2 separate regions of the Homo sapiens genome follow, and region 2 is linked to region 1. Evidence: chromatin contacts called from ENCODE Hi-C or POLR2A ChIA-PET data. All regions are on one chromosome and are shown on one strand. The core of a region is the stretch at or near the end of the contact, and the rest is flanking DNA. Distances in the headings are between cores, read along the strand shown. Region 1 overlaps ANKRD33B (ankyrin repeat domain 33B). Region 2 overlaps DAP (death associated protein).

Evidence for each region. Hi-C counts contacts between places; a loop is a spot of excess contacts on that map. ChIA-PET counts read pairs that join two places held with the same protein, here RNA polymerase II (POLR2A). Pooled maps may share reads with other maps.
Region 2: a pooled map shows a loop between it and region 1 (2.4-fold over the local background). The contact joins two enhancer-like sites. A Hi-C loop is called at or near these places in 1 of 168 maps with a recorded cell type or tissue (OCI-LY7), 6 of 37 single-sample maps with no recorded cell type and 5 of 50 pooled maps. POLR2A ChIA-PET finds 5 or more read pairs at or near these places in 5 of 52 experiments (Caco-2, OCI-LY7, PC-9 and 2 more).

The regions. Positions count from the first base shown.
Region 1 is chr5:10,594,517-10,597,216 of GRCh38, forward strand. All of the region lies in intron 1 of ANKRD33B (ankyrin repeat domain 33B), which reads left to right. Among named protein-coding and RNA genes, the nearest start is that of ANKRD33B, 32 kb to the left of the region's middle. RefSeq lists enhancers at 696-1,895, 1,123-1,182. Within about 2 kb of position 1,420, at least 20 of the 41 ENCODE cell types and tissues checked have a DNase peak (open chromatin) inside an H3K27ac peak, as active enhancers do; they include PC-9, where a contact is called at or near this core.
Region 2 is chr5:10,704,672-10,707,440 of GRCh38, forward strand. The region is part of intron 2 of DAP (death associated protein); the gene reads right to left. Among named protein-coding and RNA genes, the nearest start is that of DAP-DT, 55 kb to the right of the region's middle. Within about 2 kb of position 1,267, at least 9 of the 41 ENCODE cell types and tissues checked have a DNase peak (open chromatin) inside an H3K27ac peak, as active enhancers do; they include PC-9, where a contact is called at or near this core.

The DNA of each region.
Region 1 (2,700 bases), core at 170-2,669:
CAAAAACACATTCTTCTTTCTACTTGTTATTCCCTTCGTGCATGCACTCATCCCCATGCATGCCGAGGGCACATGTTCTGGAAGGCCCCTGGGAGCCACATGGGGTTCACGACCTCAAAACTGAAGCCCTCAGAGGGTATTTGATTCATTAGGTGGGGTAAGACATGAACCTAAGAAGAACGACTCCTTGAAAGAAAATGAGGTAACAGGAAAGGAATTCACTGATACATGTCAGGAACCCAGAGCTGCCTGCGATGTGGGTGGGATTCGGCACTGGGAAACCTTGTGTGTGGGTCCTTCGGGGAAAGTGGGAGTTGACTGCCGTTGAGCGGGTAGGAAAGTGCCTTCCAGGTACAGGCAGCAGGAGTGGTGATTGTCTTGGTAGAGGATGGGTGAACTGCAAATAGAGTTGAAGGAGCTGGGCTGAGTAGTTGGGATTTCACTCCCCGGGTGATTGGTGGGACCCAGCAGGGCCAGTCCTGGGCTTTTCCTATGGCAAGTAACTCAAGAGCTGCAGGAGCAGATGTTGTTAAGCAGAGAGGAAACACCAAACATGGATCCCTATCTCTAGCGAGTGTGCCCTGTGACTGTGGAGGGTGGAGGGGAGTCACGCCAGAGGGAGGTGCTGTGTTGGGGCCAGACCGGAGGGTTACATCCTGAGCAGGAGAGGAGGGAGGAGGCCAGGTGGAGGAGCGGCCTGGGGGACATAGGTGGTTGTGGTGCTAGATTGGCAGTGGATTTTTTTCTGAAGGCTGCCGTAACAAATGACCACAAAGTAGGTGGCTTAAACATCAGAAATTGATTCTCTCACAATTCTGGGGGGCAGATGTCTGAAGTCCAGGTGACAGCAGGGCCACGCTCCCTCTGGCAGAGCTGGGAATTCTGCGGTCTGTGACAGCATCGCTCCAATCTCTCTCTGTCCTCATCTGTCCTCTGCACATCTGTGTCTCAAATCTCCAGGATGATCTCATCTTAGGATCCTTAATTATGATCTATAAAGATGCTATTTCCCAACAGAGTCTCATTCACAGCGACCGGGGTTAGGATGTGGACATGTCTTTTCTGGGCGATACATTTCAACCTACTACAGGCAGTTACCTGAAGGAGTAACTGAAGGAGAGGGGTTCAGAATCCTCCAGTGGGGCCTGATGGGCAGAGGAGAGACTTGGACACCCTTAAGAGACGAAATGAATCTTCAGAGGTTCAGCCATTGCTTGCAATGTCATCTTCTGGGCTCATCCCTGCACTCCAACCCTGGACATTTTCTCTGGTCTTTTCTAGTGGCCACCATCTGGATGATTACGACTCTGGAAATCTCTGTCCATCATCCATTTTTTTGCCTCCTCTGTGAACGAGCAGGTGTGATGGCCTGAAAACAGAGAGGGAGAAGGCTGAGTGTACCAGGGCAGGGGAAGCGCTTCCTGGAATTACGTGTCCCAGGACAAAAGTGAAACTGCCTTCGCTGACTCATAGGAAAGTTTGAAAATATCATGTTTCGCCTATGCCTGGGGGATCTTTGTTTTTGGCATAAGCCGAACAGATTGTTCCAGGCCAGAAAAAAACTAAGCCAAACCAAAACAACAGAATGACTTAATTATGTACCAGCACCCTTTAAAATTAATTATGCTTGCTTTCTTTTTGTCCCCCTCAACTTTTAGTTTAAGTTCTGAGGCACATGTGCAGGATGTGCAGGTTTGTTACACAGGCAGTGTGCCATGCCCATTGTGGTTTGCTGCACAGATCAACCCATCAGCTAGGTATTAAGTGCAGAATTCTTTAGCTATTCTTCCTGATGCTCTCCTGCCTCACACCCCCTGATAAGCCCCTGTGTGCATTGATCCCCAACTGTGTGTCCATGTGTTCTCATCGTTCAGCTCCCACTTATAAGTGAGAACATGCAGTGTTTGTTTTTCTGTTTCTGCATTAGTTTGCCAAGGATAATGCCTTCCAGCACCATCCATGTTCCTGCAAAGGACATGGTCTTGTTCCTTTTTATGGCTGCATAGTATTCCATGGTATATAAGATTATGTAAAGAGATCGAACCTACAACTGATTGGCGTACCTGAAAGACATGGGGAGAATGGAACCAATTTGGAAAACATAATTCAGGATATCATTTGTGAGAACTTCCCCAACCTAGTAAGACAGGCCAACATTTAAATTCAGGAAATGCAGAGAAACCCAGTAAGATGCTCCATGAGACCATCAACCCCAAGACACATCATCATCAGATTCTCCAAGGTTGAAATGAAAGAAAAAATGTTAAGGGCAGCCAGAGAGAAAGGCCAGGTTACCCACAAAGAGAATCCCGTCAGACTAACAGTGGACCTCTCAGCAGAAACCCCACAAGCCAGAAGAGATTGGGGGACAATATTCAACATTCTTAAAGAAAAAAAAATTCCAACTCAGTTTCATATCCAGCCAATCTAAGTATTCATAAGTGAAGGAGAAATAAGATCCTTTTCAGAAAAGCAAATGCTGAGGGAATTTGTCACCATCAGGCCTGGCTTGCAAGAGCTCCTGAAGGTAGCACTAAATATGGAAAGGAAAAAAACACTCCCAGCCACAACACACTGAAGTACACAGACAAGTGACACTATGAGGCAACAACATAAACAACTCTGCAAATAACCAGCTAGCATCGTGATGACAGGATCAGACTCACACATAGCAATATTATCCTTAAATGTAAATTGGCT
Region 2 (2,769 bases), core at 17-2,516, 110 kb after region 1:
AATTGTATCTTGGTCTTTTCTGGGTTAATAGAACTGAGCACCAACACCTGTCTTCTGTTTGTGTGGCCTTTCACTGATTCTAGAGCCCGTTGCCTGTGATCCCTCAGTCTTTCCTGCGCAGTGTACAGGGCCAGGAGCCCACAAGCATCACTGACCTCCTTTTCATACAGGTGAGAAAGCAGCTTAGAGGTAGACAGTCCCTGTGGTCGAGGGAATGGGAGGAAGTGGAGCCAGGACAAGCACGTGGGTCCTCAAACTTTCTGGCTAGCTCTGGTCTTCCTACACCTGTCGGATGCACAACCTCAGAATTGTGGCCCAAAATACATTCTGCCTGGCTCTCATCCTGCAATGCAATTTGAGTAGCCTGTGGTCAACTAAATTCTGGAAACACTACTTCCTGTATCCTCCTCTGAGAGACTGAAATGCCCCTTAGTGTAATGGGGCTCTGAGTCATCTTAAGGAAACCAGATTAACTTCCTTTCACCCATTTCCTGATGCGTTTGAATCAGGAAGCCTTTTGGGCAGAACTTCCATTAGCATCAGCCCACCGCGGCCCACACTACACACGGTCGTGACACATGTATTAAAGGCTGAGTTGCAATTGTGTTCCATATTTTATGTAGAGGTGAAGGTGGTTTACACATTTTGGAAAGAGTTTTACCTCGGAGGCTAAATAGGGGTCACAGTGATCTAGTGGGAGGCCCAGGCTAGGGAATCCATTTCTCCATCCTCCTTTTCTCCACCACTGGGTCACGTGCTGTTTGGTCACTGGAAGGACAAGTCTGTGTGGCAGAAGCCTGGGCTCTCTCCACTGCTGTGTGAGAACAAGGCTGTGCATTTGGCCCCAGCCTTTCAGCTGCCTTGTCATTTGTGATGAAACAGAAGCAGTTCCATGCAGGGCCACATGCCCTCATGGTGTGTACTATCTGGGCGAAACCTGTCAGACAACGGGCATTTTTCATAGAGAAAGGAGAACTCAACTTTGGTCTAAGATGCTCTCTGCCCTCCTGCAGTTTTCCTTTCCTACTCAGTATCATCTTTCATGGGGAGAGAAGCAGATTTAAATGTAAGGTGCAGTCATACCTTTGAGTGCTGATTTTCTTTTGTTATGATTTGATATACCTATGTGTTGAAAAATTCCACAAATTATGAAATCCTTGGTTAGGTGGGTATGCTGGACCAGGTGTGCTTGGTGAGACATTAGTTCCATGAGCCATAAAAAAAGTGACATTCCTTTGGGGATTTACTGCCCCTGAATCATGTGAGAGCCCCAGAAACAAAGCATTTCTCAAATATGCATCATTTTAGGTAGATGAGAAAGAAGCCACAGTCACCTCCGCCCTCTGGACTGCAGAGAGCTTAGCTCACATCGGCATTTGCATCCAACAGCACAACATGGAAAGCAGTACACAACAAGAACAGGCAGAAGTGTCTTCATAAACACATTTTGCCTAAATATTCTGTATTAACCACAGCCATCCACTTACAGGGTGTTAGGATAACTTTTAGTTCTAGGTGCTTGACTATAAAATGATGGCGATACATCAACTACTAATGAACATACTACTAATAATAGCTAGTATTTCTTTCTGACTCTGGGCCCAGAACTATTCTATGTACTGGAGACACATTAACTCATGTAATCTTCACAACAGTCAGCTTAGGTAATATTATTAATAATCACAGTTTACAGATAAGGACACATGCACAGAGAGGTTGAATAACCTGCCTAAGGCTACACAGTGAGTAAGAGGAGAAGCTAGGAACCAAACTCACAAGTGTGACACCGAAGCCTGGGCTCCTAACTGCAGCTGATGCTTTCAAATCCAAACCTCAAATGCATTAATGCCTTATATGGCTTGGGCACAATCTTGAGAATTTATTCAAATGTTACCTGGTTTGTCAGAAAATCGGACAGAGATGGACTTGTTAAGACAAACTCACTTTACTAATCAGTGACGAGGCAGTTGAGAAACATTTTACCTGGAAGAATTTCTTGTCTCTTGTTTATGAGACAAAAATGATGATCGGATTTGATAAAGACACACTTTTACTAACCTAGAAACAGTATCCAAATTTAATACATTAAATTGTACCTAATGAAGAGGCCAACAGATGTGTGCACCTGATCCTATGCTGTAGGTGGGAGCACTGCCCTCGAGAAAAGGGCTCAGCATTCCAGAAAAGCCCAGAAAAACCCGATGCACACGGCATGCTTCAGGTCCATCTTCATGAACAACACGAACATCCTGTGTCCTCCCCTAATTAGGTAACCTGGTCACGCGCTTCCTCCTTTCTTGATCTGAATTCCCACAACTATAAGAGGGAAGGATGGCAGGCTAAGTTCAAAACCCACATGGAGAAGTCAGAGGGGACTGGCCTTAAAAAAAGCCATGGGTCTGTCCCCAAGTCAGTCGGCCAGTTTGCAACGTCTGAGGTGGCTGGGGCTCAATGTCAAATGAATAATGAAAACTCAACTGGGCATTTACATTTAAGCCAAGTGCTATGAAGGGGAAGGCCAAGGTGCTAAAGGAGCACACAGCAGGGGTTTAAACTGGTTTGGAGGGCCAGTGAGATTTCAGCTGATATCTGAAAGGTGTAGCTTAGTCAGCTGAGCAAGTGTTGAGAGGCAGACATGTGGGTGGGTTCGGGAATGGGAGAACTGCCCAAGGGTGCATTCTGCCTTTTCTCAACAGCAGCACAAACTTGAGTAATTTAAAGATTCATATTCAAAACCCCGTAACAATGTGGCCCCAGCACTGAGCTGAG